2 separate regions of the Homo sapiens genome follow, and region 2 is linked to region 1. The links are chromatin contacts, found by Hi-C or POLR2A ChIA-PET in ENCODE. All regions are on one chromosome and are shown on one strand. The core of a region is the stretch at or near the end of the contact, and the rest is flanking DNA. Distances in the headings are between cores, read along the strand shown. Region 1 has its middle 78 kb from the start of LINC01038. Region 2 has its middle 25 kb from the start of LINC01038.

Evidence for each region. Hi-C counts contacts between places; a loop is a spot of excess contacts on that map. ChIA-PET counts read pairs that join two places held with the same protein, here RNA polymerase II (POLR2A). Pooled maps may share reads with other maps.
Region 2: a loop to region 1 is called in a pooled map, with 2.3 times the contacts of the local background. The contact joins two enhancer-like sites. A Hi-C loop is called at or near these places in 3 of 168 maps with a recorded cell type or tissue (Caco-2, PC-9 and endothelial cell of umbilical vein) and 3 of 50 pooled maps. POLR2A ChIA-PET finds 5 or more read pairs at or near these places in 1 of 52 experiments (PC-9).

Annotation. Positions count from the first base shown.
Region 1 is chr13:79,722,800-79,730,479 of GRCh38, reverse strand. No RefSeq gene overlaps it. Among named protein-coding and RNA genes, the nearest start is that of LINC01038, 78 kb to the left of the region's middle. Within about 2 kb of position 6,064, at least 8 of the 41 ENCODE cell types and tissues checked have a DNase peak (open chromatin) inside an H3K27ac peak, as active enhancers do.
Region 2 is chr13:79,776,341-79,783,136 of GRCh38, reverse strand. No RefSeq gene overlaps it. Among named protein-coding and RNA genes, the nearest start is that of LINC01038, 25 kb to the left of the region's middle. Within about 2 kb of position 3,161, at least 3 of the 41 ENCODE cell types and tissues checked have a DNase peak (open chromatin) inside an H3K27ac peak, as active enhancers do.

The DNA of each region.
Region 1 (7,680 bases), core at 4,815-7,314:
CAAAAAATGCTCAACCTCACTAATCATTACAGAAGTGCAAATCAAAACCACAATGAGATGTCATCTCACACCAGTCAGAATGGTTGTTATAAAAAAAGTCAAACAATAACAGATGCTGGCAAAGTGGCAGAGAAAAGGGAACACTTATATACTGCTGATGGGTATGTAAATTAGTTCAGCCATTGTGGAAAGCAGTGTGGTGATTTCTCAAAGAACTTAAAACAGAATTACCAGTCAACCCAGCAATTACATTACTGGGTATATTCCCAAAGGAATATAATATAGTCTATTATAAAGACACATGCATGAATATGTTTATTGCAACACTATTCACATTAGAAAAGACATGGAATCAATCTAAATACCCATCAATGGTAGACTGGATAAAGAAAATGTGGTACATTTACATCGTGGAATATCATAAAACCATAAAAATATGGGACCATGTCCTTTGCAGCAACATGGATGGAGCTAGAGACTGTTATCCTAAGCAAACAAATGCAGGAACTAAAACCAAATACTATTATGTTCTCACTTATAAGTGGAGCTAAACAATGATACCACTGGACACAAATAGGGGAACTGCAGACACTAGGGCTTACTTGAAGGTGGAGGTTAGGTGGAGGGAGAGGATAAAAGAAATACCTATCAGGTACTATGCTTATTACCTGGCTAACTAATGTGCACACCAAACTCCCACAACACACGATTTACCTATATAACAAACCTGAACATGTAAAAACAATAGCTTACCAATCTTACTGAAACTATTGCAAACAATCAAGGAGGAGGGATTTCTCTATAACTCATTCTACAAAATCAGTATCAGCTTGATACCAAAATCAGCCAAGGACACAACAAAAAAGAAAACTCACAGGCCAATATTTCTGAAGATCATAGATGCAAAAATACTAGCAAACAAAATAGTAGCAAACTGAATCCAAAAGCACATCAAAAAGATAGTTTATGACACTCGAGTGGGTTTTATGCCAGGGATGCAAGGATGGTTCAACATTCTAAAATCAATAAATATGATTCACACATAAAGAGTATTTTAAAAAACCATATGATCTTCTTAATAGATGCAGAAAAGTCATTTGATAAAATCCAGCATCACTTTATGATAAAAAATCCTTAACAAACTAGGCATTGAAAGAACATATCTCAAAATAATAGGAGCCACCTATGACAGATACACAGCCAACATCATAATGAACAGGGAAAAGTTGAAAGCATTCCCCCTAAGAACTGGAAAAAGACAAAGTGTCCACTTTTACCACTCCTTTTCATCATAGTACCGGAAGTCCTAGCCAGAATAATCAGGGAAGAGAAAGAAATAAAAGGCATCCAAATTGGAAAAGAGAAATCAGATTATTCTTGTTCACTGATAACATGATCTTATGCCTGGGAAACCCAACAGACTCCTCCCAAAACTCCTGGACTTGATAATGACTTCAATAAAGTTTCAAGATATAAAATGGATGAACAAAAATGTATGGCATTTCTGTACATCAATAACATTCAAACTGAGAACTAAATCAAGAACACAATCCCATGTACAATAGCCACAAAAATACTAGAAGTGCATTTAAGCAAGAAAGTAAAAGATATCTACAAAGAGAACCACAAAACACTGATTTTTAAAAAATCATAGATGACACAAATGGGAAAGCATTCCATGGTCAAGGGTTAGAAGAATCAATACTATTAAAATGGTCATACTGCCCAAAGCAATCTACAGATCCAATGCAATTCCTATCACACTACCAACATTTTTCACAGAATTAAAAAAATAATCCTGAAGTTCACATGGAAACAAAAAATAGCCCGAATAGCCAAAGCAATCCTAAGCAAAAAGTACAAAGCTGGAGGCATCACATTACCTGACTTCAAATTATACTACAAGGCCATAGTAACTAAAACAGCATGGTACTGGTACAGAAATAGACACATAGGCCCATGGAACAAATAGATAACACAAAAATAAAGCCAAAAAACCTACAACCGATTTTTGACAAGGTTGATAAAAATTTAAAATGGAGAAAGGACATTCTATTCAATAAATATTTCTGGGAAAATTGGCTAGCCACATGCAGAAGAATGAAACTAGACTCTTATTTCTCACCATATAAAAAAATTAACTCAAGATAGATTAAAGACTTGAATTTAAGACCTAAAACTAAAAATGTCCTAGAAGAAAATGTAGGAAAAACTCTTCTGGACATTGGCCTAGGCAAAGAATTTATGACTAAGACTCCAAAAGCAAATCTGACAAAAACAAAAATAGACAAATAGGACTTAAAAATTTCTGCACAGCAGAATAAAAAATCAAAATCATAAACAGACAACATACAGCACTATCCATTATAGCAAAGACATGGAATCAACCTAAATGCCCATCAACAGTAGGCTGGATATGGTAAACCGAAGTTCCCATGAGAGAAAATATTTACAAATTATACATCCAAAAAAGGCGTACTATGCAGAATCTACAAGGAATTCAGGCAACTCAATGAGAAAAAAACAAACGAACTCATTAAAAATTGGGTAAAAGGGCTCACGCCTGTAATCTCAGCACTTCGGGAGGCCAAGGCTGGCGGATCACAAGGTCAGGAGTTCAAGACTAACCTGGCCAACATAATGAAACCCCATCTCTACTAAAAATACAAAAATTAGCTGGGTGTGGTGGCATGCACCTGTGGTCCCAGCTACTCGGGAGGCTGAGGCAGGAGAATCACTCGAACCCCGGAGGTGGAGGTTGTAGTGAGCTGAGACCACACCATTGCACTCCAGCCTGAGTGACAGTGAGACTCTGTCTCAAAAAATATATAATATAATAAAATACATAAATTGGGCAAAGACATTTCTCAAAAGAAGACATACAAGTGGCCAATAAACATCTGAGAAAATGCTCAACATCACTAATCATGATAGAATTGCAAATTAAAACCATGAGATATCATCTTATGCCAGTCAGAATGGCTATAATTAAAAAGTAAAAAAACAACAGATGTTGATGTGGATGCAGAGAAAATAAAGGTATGTTTATACACTGTTGGTGGGAATGTAAACACAACCTCTATGGAAAATAAATCTGGATATTTCTCATATAACTAAAAATAGAACTTCCATTTGATCCAGCAAAAACATATGTCACACTATAGCAGAACTGAGTGTACATATCTCAGATGGGATAAAGTCTTATCTCAACAACTGGTGCTGCAAGAGTCTCCCCAGCTTTTCCCAACAGATTCAGAAATGTGAGATATTCAAGCTATACCTTGGGCTCTCTTACAGGCTCTCCTACTTTTCCTTGCTTGTGTTTGAGCCCTTTCTCTTCCCAAGTCTCTCCTGAGGATTTTCTCTTCACCTATTCAGTAAGAGATCATGGGAAAGACTCTCTAGACAAAATAGGGCCCACTCTCCCAGCCAGCAAGGTGACAAAAGGGAACTTGAGTTTAAGTCTCTTCCGCTTGCTCTAGGCCAGAAGTTCCTAATGCTAAAACATGAACTAGTGGTGGTCCATCATGAAGTTCCCAGAGTCCTTAGAAAAATAAGAAAAATGAAGATAATGTGATTTTTTCCAGAAAGTGAGATATATTGAATTTTAATTCTAATAAAAATTATTAAAGAACAATGTGAAACAGTTATTATTTTTGTTGATTTTCTTAACATTCTTACTTGAAAAAATGAAATACTTTTAAACTCCATACCCCAATTTTCAAAAATTTACTAGATGATAAAGTTCCAAAATCTAGAAATCACTTTTCCAGATATGAAATTCTAGTTTTCCAACCCCTCACGGCATCTACTGGCCATCTCCTATATTCATGACTATGGTATTTTGGCAGATGTGCTATCAGAAATAAAGAGCAAAATTATGTCCTATATGGCAGCTGGCAAGAGAGCGTGTGCAGGGGAACTCCCTTATATAAAACCATCAGATCTCGTGAGACTTATTCACTATCATGAGAATGGCATGGGAAAAACCCAGCCCCATGATTCAATTACCACCCACTGGGTCCCTCCCACGACACATGGGGATTATTACAATTTAAGGTGAGATTTGGGTGGTGCCACAGAGCCAAACCATATCACCCATACTGCATCTCTTTTCACATTCAGATACTATAAAGACAGCTATCAATTATAAACACAAAGAAAGGAGACCACATGTATATTATTTAAAAGCAGTGTCCAATCCCATGTCTTCTGACACTGGCTCAGGTAGTGAGGGAAGGCAAGAAACCTGGGGAGGCAGGAACAATCTCAGGACCAAAGTCAGGGAGCCAGAGGAAATGAGATTTGGTAGGAAGAGGAGTAGTCTCAGAAGCCACAATGTGGCCATTTTATTGTTATACAAAGCAGACTACACCAGCTAACATTGCAAGGAGAAATAATGTAAATGTAATTAAATGTAATAAAACACATGTTCTTCAGCTTTATTTAATCATTGATTTCATCATGTCTAGTTCCTGCCAGATAGCTCTCAGGGAATGCACAAGGAACTCTTTTCAGTCCCCAAGAAACTTAAAATATGTTGCAAAAGAAACAAAAATAATTAGCGTAAGAGAATGTACTAGTACAACAACATAATAAAGACAAAAGTAAATTAAATTCAAAAAAGAAAAATAGTAATGCATATTGGAATGGTTAATTTCAGGAGGTAGATAGTAATTATAAAGATAACACATATGGAGAACCAGCGAACAAGCCAGCATCTCTAGATGGAAGAATCAGGATGGGGGGCAGGAGGATGGCATCTAAACTTGTTAGAAGAACAAGTTTAGAAACTTGATAGAAGAACCTGGATGTAAGGCAAAAAATCAAAGCATCTCCTCCTCTTTTATTAGTTCCTTTTAGAATATTCTCCTACTGCTAATTCCAATCTCTCTCTTCCTAATTCTACTGAACTTACTCCTCCCTAAAAAATAAAAATAAATAAAATAAATTACCAGACTGTGAACAGTCATTCCAGGCTTATGGATTGAACCTTGTCATTACAAAGATGTGCTGGCTCAAGTAAGCAAATGCATTCTGGAGGGTCTGCAGGGCTGGCAAGGAATTGGGATCCCAGCAGTTCTTCAGCCAAATGAACATTACACGATTTATATTTGTCTTAGCAATTCCTGGATTTCTACTATCTTTAATCTGCTGAACCATAATTGGGATTTTTAAAAGGGAATTTAGGTCATGTGAAGAAATTATCATTCTTATAAAATTCATTTTAACTAGATATTTTAGAAGATTGTGTTCCTTGCAACACATCTTTAATCAATTACAAGCCTACTAGTACTTAACTCATACTCATCTCCAGTTTTACCTGTGAATTTTGATTAGACTTTCTGGGCATTTCAAAGCCCATATAATCAAAGGGGATAACAAATTATGAACATCTAGTCTTATTTACTACTTTCCTGTCACTCCTATAATAATTTTTGGTTTCAGTCTTCAACGTCTAGGATAATTGTTCAATAATTTCCCCCTTCTTTCTAGTACATTTAGAGTTCATTCTGAGTGCACGCTATTCCCTCCCCCCTTTAAGGAATAACAAGAATGTTCATATCTTGTTTTAACAAGTGGATGATCTGCCTCAGCTTCAGAGTCAGAACTTCACACTATTAAAAGGAGAGCTTTATGTTTAACTTTTTGCCCTGTGAGAAAAGCAGGATATGTCAAGCCTCTACTTAAGTTTTTTTCTTTTGTCCTTATGAGTCCTCTCATGAGCTAATTTCTTTCATAGACTATATAAGCCCTTAAAGAGCAGCACTGTTCCCTGACAAACACACTGGCATGCAGTTAATCATTAATTTTGCAAGGTCCACATCTGCTGTCTTCTGGACTCTATATTGTTTGAGAGATTTCCTCCCATTCCTGTAAATGTAATTGTGTGAGGGCTAATGTTGGATCTTTATCTAACCTATTATCAGCAGTCCAGACAGAGTCTTAGAACCTTCCTTTAACAAGTCCAAGTTAGAGTTCACAAAGCTTAAACCTACATGAATAGAGTAGTATTTTTTTAATGGCAAAACAACAGCTGCAGGGGCTGATTCAATGACACGCCCTGGCTGAGTATGTGCAGATACTAAAAACAGGTGCAACTCATGACTGTTGTGCTGTGTGCCTTTTTAAAATATTACATGCATTTCTTCATCAGATCAAGGTTTATATAAAGTATGTTTTAGAGGGGCATAAAGGAATTCAGAAACATGGTCAGCTGAAATACTAAGGCTTTTAAAAAACAATAAAGGTAGAACAAATTAGAGTTATGTTAATGCTGGTAAGCGTACTACCTCATGAAAATCCAAGAATCCAGCCATCTGCATAATAAAAATGCCTTTTAAATGGCAAGCAAATTAAATTATAATATCTTTTTTTTCTTTCTTGGACTTGATCTGGGGTTCCAGCTTCATACCACTTGGGGAAAAGTTGAAATTAGGCTTTGTGTGGGTGGAGGAGAGGCAGAATTGAATGTGATCCTGTGCAAATAATCTCTTCCAGCCTTGCTGTAGGGTGGGACATGAAGACTGGAAAGAGTGAGGCTCCAAACCCCTGGCGTAGAGGCAACACCTTCTGTGGCCATGCTGCCAGGAAGGCTCCAAAGGGAGTGCCCAATAAATGTCAGTGTTGTGTGGCTATTTCAACTTTAAAGTAACTTGCACAAGTTCACTTGAAATTAACACTGCAGTCATACAGAAGGGGGAAAGGAGTGTGTGTTGTTTCCAGACATAATTGAGATTGAACTCTAACCAATTCAGAAACAAGCGTTACTTTCCGCAGCTCTAGAGAAGCCAGCTTCCCTCTGCCAGAAGGGAAGTATTGCAATCGTCATGAACACAAAGCGTTCTGTATGCAGCTTGCAGAGAGAAGCAGCCCTGTCATTCAGGCTGGCCATTCATCTTTGTGTGTCCTTACGGCAGAGGTAGTGTGAAAAGGAGTTTACTCCCCTTAAAACACGAGTGGTGCTTCTGGGGTCTGCAGAGCCTCCCACATCAGCTGTGTTTGAGGCATTCCTGACATGGAAAAGAGCCCAAAGATCACTTTCAACCTGCTACATAATCATCATTAATGCTGGCCCCTTCCCAAGAGCTCTGAGCATTTACCTGCCTCATACAGAGCCCTACTTTTCCCCAGGTTTCATAGTGAGGTCAACAGGGGCCCATTGAGGAAATCAGAAACAACCTCAAGAGACATTATTCAGACCCACCAGAACTCCTGACATGTGAAAGCTCTCCTTGGAGGCCTGCCACTGCCTGAAGAAACAGCCTAGATTTGGAGACTGAGAATACTCAAGTTATGTAAAGGTTGAATAAAAATAACAATTCTGATGCTACTTTTTTATTATAGAAGCTTCACATTTCATCTCTTGCAAGTAAGCTCCTGAGATGGGAGGGAGACTGTATTGCTGACTCACTAGCTTCTGCACCTCTTGGGTTTCTATCTTTAGTGGAGAGCCTGGTCTTTGACATGGAGTTAAGTAAGATATAACAAATGAGTGGAGCAGTCACTGAAATAAGTTTGTTAGGCATAATGGTAACGTTTTGAAACTATGACAATTCTTAATGACATAGTTTTTTGTTAAGTAAAATTTTGGAGTTGCAAGCAATGGAGTGAAGGACTTTGGTTATTTCAATAATAAAAGAACCCTCCTTCCAACTATGTTAGCAAGAGGAAGAACTG
Region 2 (6,796 bases), core at 1,912-4,411, 56 kb before region 1:
TCTGACTTTGGCTTTTGCAGCTGCTGTTTTCTCAGTGTTGTCTCCGGGGCAGTTTCCTGTTGCCATAGCTGATGGCCTGCCCACGCCTGCCTGGGCTTTTCAAGTGTCAACACTCCCAGGCCGGCTGCAGTGGTCAAATGCTTGTTAATGAGATATAGCAGCTGGGTAGGGGTGAACCACTGAGACGGATAAAGGAATGCCGCTGGTGCAGGAAGCGATGCCTTTTGAATCTTTTCAGCAGGGTGAAAGCTTTCAAATCAAAGAGGGTATGTTGTATTCATTAATAAACCCAAGTTCCCATGCAGTCACATTAAAGCCAGCAGTTTAACTTTGCATCAGACAGGTGAATTTCCCCCAGATTTTACCCAGAAAGACAATGAACAAGAAAACAAGGCTTTAGCTTGGGACAAAGCAGCACTTCCTCATCTGTAGGGCTGACCGGACTGCTAAACCAAGCAAGGGTTGTCGCATTCTTTTTCGATTTATCCTTTTGTCCATGTATTTGTGTGTGTGTGTGCATGCACGCTCGTGTGCATGTTTCAAAGCTCATAGCAACCACTCCTGCTTCCTTCTCTTGGGTCTTTTAGCCCGAGCATTTTTCCCCCTTTCTTTTAAAACCTATCAAGAACAGAATTAACAACTTAACAACTACTGGTGAGGAAAAAATACATAGGTGTGGATGTGAGCACATATGGCCCCTGTCTCAAATGGAATAAAGCCGCACACTCCCATTCCCTACCCCCGTCCCAACCTGTAGCTAAGTTGATTTCTCCAGGGGGCTGTAGAGGTTGGCAGCATCATGAGACAGCTCCAACCGCTGGGAGAAGCCAGAAGAAAGAAAGAAAGAAAAAGACATTGAAAACATCTAACTGGCAGGGAGCCCTGAAGATAGTGTTGAGGACAGCATTATCATTTTTAAGTGCATTTGCTAGACAGTTGGACTCAGACCCATAGGGAATGAAAATAGGCCAATATATAGCATCAGAGATGGATTATCTATTTTAGGGTTTTTTCAGAGAATTTAGAAAGAATGGCATAATTTTAGGAGCAGAGACATGTACCTTGGACCAACTGAGATCTAGAGATATGCTTGCGTCTCACTGTCTCCAAGTATTCAACAATCTTATGAGTTAGCTAATGATTCACCAGTCCTATCTAATCACTACAAATCAAAGGCAGAATCTACATAGTATACTGATGACATTTTTAAGTGCAAAGAAGACTAGTGATCTAAGGAAATTTAGAGTGGGAGACACGCATTCTTTAAAGCACTTCAGTTTTTAAAATATTCATACACTGATTTCTTTTAGGCACCAATTCTTGTAAGAAGGCCTTTAACTTATATGGAAAGAAAAATGGAGATGTCATTTATTGGATACTTATAGTGTGTCAGGCACTGAGCATGACACTTCAATTTAAAAGGAATGTATATAAAAACATGTATATATAAACAGCAATGTAATGTACAATAAGTCTATGAAGCCTTTTTTACCAACTAGGACCCTCAGTTGTGGAGAGTTTATATCAACTACCCAAGGCCATAAATGATGGCTACATTTTAAAAGGAAGAGCATTTCTTTTTTTTACTCTGCCTGCACTTTATATTTTGCCATATTGCCTCTCAGGCTGGGCCATATCACCCTGACCTGTTAGTAAAGTCTGATAAAAAATGAACAAATTATTACTAATTCAGAATGTTCAGTGCTGTATATAAGTCTGTGTATGTGTATGTATATATATATACACACAGTAATAATGCATCCTGGAGAGTGTGTGTGTATATATATACATGCACAGTAATAATGCATCCATATATACATTACATATAATATATATTATATATAATATATGTATATATGTATATATATAATGTGTGTATATATGTATATCTATATAATATGTATATATATATAATATAATATATATATATGGGGCTGGGGTTAAGAAAGATATATATTATTACTAAATAATCCAGAAATACTCAAGAAAAGTGCCATAGTTGATTTCCATGAAGTCTGAATTTCCATTAGATTTAATGGAGGTGACTCTGGGGTATGTTATATTTATATCCCATAATTTAAGTAGCACCCCAGGGATATGTATCTTTATAGCACCCCAGGATGAGATTACAATGGATGAGAAATAAAAAAGGGAGAGTAAGGTCTGGAAAAGGTCCTTGGTTGGAATCTATAGACAGTGTCTTCTCTCCCCTTGCTCTGTACCTAGCCACTTCACTTCTCTATGCAAGTTTGGGAAGAGCCTGTCACATCACAGTAGAGATCTAAAGGGGTTCTGTCCAGAAAAACTATGCTAAAATATGACAACTCATATCTACTTAAAGGGCATTGGCAAATGGTTGGTCTTTGAAAACTTCATCTCTTTACGCCTTCACCCCAAGTTCTGAACATCTCCAAGTCGCTTCTGAGTCTTGTTTTTCCAGCAGGGAGGAGGTGACAGCAGCAGTCTGACTCATCTGGAACCACTGTCTCTTCCCTGGCACCCAGAAATGTGCCTGTCTTCTTAATAGTATCCAATAGCATAATATGGTAAAAAAATGGGCATCCACCAGGAGCCTATAGCACTTCCTCCCACTGAGGGTCAAACACAGACACACATCTCTGAGCCTTCTAAGCAGCTCAGACCTGCACTCTTGCCTGTGTTCCTCTGCCTTTGAATTCACTGGATCTTAGTAGTGACTTAGTAGTTACTCAGTAGTTACCAAAACAGTGCAAAACCATCGCAGTTTCTATGTAAAACAAAACAGAAACCTCATTCTCCGGAGCACACGTGCACTTAACCTAAGTTTGGCATTTGATAGACTTTTCTGCATTTTGTTCTTTTCTGCCTCTCCTACATGGGCTCTCATATCTTTTGTCTTTTTTTTCTTTTTTTTTCTGAAAAGGTTTTGACTTAAAACTGAAAATATTCTAAGTGACAAGTAAGTAGCCCCTTCTCAAATAGAACCTGCAATAACATGCCTGGATTACATTAAGGAATGCTGGAGGGGATCCCAAAAACCAGTGTTTGAACAGTCAACCTGACAAAATCCTAGGACACCATTGAAAGAGCTCCTGTTACCTAACTGACTTAGAGCTGATCAGTGTAATCCTCATGATAATGCATTGTCTGACTCCAGGAACCTGTTGCAATAGCCAGCGGGAGGAGGAGGAACAGAGAGCCCTCTGGGAGTGTCCAAACCTCTGCCACAGTAATGAGACATGAACTGCCTTTTCCTCTGGCTCTGCTTTTGAGCAATGTGGACCAAGAAGTTTCAAAGAGTGAGATAACTTAGATTTATTAAGGAAAGTAAGCTGAACATGGAGACAAAAACAGAGAAAACCACAGAAAGAGACCAATAGCTAATGCCCAAATCCCAGGAAGCAGAGCAGTGAGAGTGAATTTCTTGGCAGGAAAACCAGATTGGTCTAGAAAGAAGTTTTGGGAAAATGTTTGAATCAGTCTCAACAGAATGAAAATGTTTCTAAATGAGCCCTTTGACTGGTTTTCTCTTGGACAAGGTGAAGACCAAATGAAGGAAGGATGAAGGTGGGATGTTTAAGTCTTTTAAAGATAACAAACTTTCCTGTGGCTAGTTAGCCCATTTCTGAGAGTTTATCTCAAGATTCTTCAAAGCATAAGAATGCAAGAGTAGACTTGCACTGGGTCTGTCACCTCCCAAATCTAGGTTGAATGAGGAGGTAGCACAATTCCTGTCTCAGCACCAAAAACTTAGTACCAACAACTGTGACTTTTGTCAAATCTCCTTCCAACTCAGTAAAAAATTCCCCACTATTTGTGATCAACAGTTTTTAAAAATAACACTTCTGTTGTGGCTTCTTTTTTGAAACTGTTTACTCAGAAAGAAAGGTACATATATTTACACTCTGACTGTACTTCATTTCAGGCGATACCGTCCATGAAAAGGAGAGTTGACATAGAATGCCACTCTTGTTTACATCCTATGTCTTATCATGCAGATAAGACTCAGAAAAAATAGACGGTACTAGAAGGTAGGAGAGGGAGAGAGAGAAGTGAACAATTAGAAGGTATAGTTTATGGCCTCTACATAATTTTGAGAGAGTTTTTATGTTAATTGGACAGCAAGGTAGAAAATAATCTTTAGTGGCATGAATAGCAAGATGGTCCTGTTGACTATCAGCATAAGCTATGGTTAGATTACTATTTCTTATCTCTTGTTCAAAGCTCTACATCAAAGGACTATTATCAACTGTTCAAGTGGACAGCAAAGCCTTGCAATGCCTTAGAGCACTCAAGAGTGAGAAAAATTCTAAAGCATTCATTCTTGGGGTAAAGGTAGGCTTTTTATGTATTGAAGAGAAGAGAAAATGGCTGTTATTCTAGTCATGGTACGAAAGCACTGACAAGATAATAGGAACAGAATAAGTCTCTGGTAAATTAAGGTGCTTAATGAGAAATTAGAATACCAGAGTGTTTGTGTGAAACTGGAGCTTAATTCTAAACTGGAGGAAAGTTAGAGATTGTATCACAGCAAAACCGTTAAATTTGTTCCACTAATTTTCTTAGTGATTCATTCATTCAACAAGTACTTATTGAGAAACTATTACATACCAAACTCTGTTATGGTGTTGGCAAAACTGCAAACTACAAAGAGCAAAATAGTTAATAATGCTGCCCTCATAAAGCTTATATCTTAGAATTATCATTTCGCTCAATAATAAATACAACCGTGTTGAGACTGAAAAGATTGGCGATTTTTCTCTAACAAGGTATATGTAAGGTAAAATGCTGAAGTCTTATGATTAATCTGTGGAGAAAAGAGACATAAGAGACATGTGATGTAGTGCAGAGCTTAATTTGTTGGTGTTTATGGGGGTGTGTGTGTGTGTGTGTGTTTGGGTGGACAAGGGAGGAATTTTAAAATGTGGACTTCAGAAGACATCACAGAGAAGGAATTATTTTGGGGAGAGGTGACTGATCTTGGAGACACTCTATAGTTTTTTCATCCAAAATCACAGCATTGTCTAAAAAGAAAAATTGATTTTCAGAAACCCCTGGGACATTTCCTTTAGGGCCACATGGTTGCAGTTCACCCCACTCAAGGCAAAAGAGAACTGTATCAAGAAGATGCACTGAGTACAAGAAAGTAATAATGAGGACCAAGTCCACGGATAGACGAGGGGCTATTACCAAGGATGCATCTGGAATTTAATCGGTTAGTAAGCACTATTCCTGCTAAATATTGTTTGGTGCATGGATATAGACAAAGTATTACCCAATGACGATACAACCTGGATTTTAAAAAGTAGAAAGGTAGTCTCCTTTAAAAATGTAAGGTGTGACTTGTTACATTTTATACAAGTTTAGAGCAATAATAAAATAATCATTGGGACAAACCCTTATCTTTAAAGATAAGGATTAAAGGATTAAATACAGTATAGTGTATTTTCAAGTGGAAGGACAACAAGGAAGTTCTCTGTAGAAAAGGCCCATCTGTTTGAAGCACTTTCTTTTATTTCTTCACCTTTGCCTTGTATTAGGCTCTTTCCTCTGCATTCCCCTAAAAGTTATGTGATATTTTGTTTTTCAGCACATTCTCGTGGGGTTCTAATATTTTTGCCTAGTAATACAGATTGTAGCTGATTTGATTACACATAACATTTGCTTTTGTAGGTCAATGTCTATGGATCTGTTCTATGCCCTCATCCATCCACCCAGCACACTCAAAAAACAAATCCAAATAAACCAACAACAAATACCTAAAAGATCAACTGCAGACTAGTCCCAAAGGAGGAAATGAACCCTTTGATTTTAATCTTCGATAAATCCCAGTACAAAAGATGTTCCGTTGTTCATACTCAATTTTAATTTTAGCCATGTTATTTCAATATCAAAATATATTTTAAAAAATCAAAATTTATAAATTATTGCCAAGGTTATAGCATGAAAAAGCCATACCTCATTTTTCTAAAATTCTTTAACAGGCATCTATAGGATAGATACATCTATTCCAAACTATTTTTTAGCCATCTGTTTTGATTCAGTGAGTCTTGCTGTTGGCATGCGCTAAAACTTTAGTTCCAAATGTGATGCCATTTTTTTTTTCTCTTTCAAATTGGGTCAATGTAATAAAGGGAAATGACGTTTTCTTCACACAGTAGAAGTAGCCCAACTAAATACTGCACATAAAAATTCTCTTAGGAAATTAAATCAAATAAGTTGTTTTTGAGGAATGGCCAAAGGTCAATATTAAAAGCAGCTCGTCTTCTATCATATGTGGTACTTTAGGAGGTTTATAAAAGTCTAGTGAATAGAGAAGCAGCATTTTAAGTAATCTTCAGAATAAGGAAACACAAAGGCTGGGTCCAGTTGACTGAAATGGGGCTGATGCAATCCACTGTCTCCTCAATGGACTGAGCCACAAGTAATATAAACCATGAAGATAATTGGTGTGATTAGATTAGTCATGCCAAAGTGGAGTTTAGCAGTCACCTATAGACAGCCTGCTAAAGTCCATATTGTTTCAGTTCTCTCCCAATCTAGCAGACTGTTGGAAGGCATTATTAAACACAGGTGTTCCTCATCTAGGAAAACAGGTTAACAAAATTCCAAATTCTCAAAAAAGTTCCTATGAAATAATTCAAACTGGAGTAGAATTTTCCCTGCAAGTTCCCCTTAAAGTATAAACTGCTTTATGCAAGTAAGCATTGTTTGATTTGCAAAAACTTAAATTGTACTAAACATTTCTATGACACATTCATTGTGTAAAACAGATAGTACATGAATCAAAATCTCAACTTTTATTGAATGTTAAGCT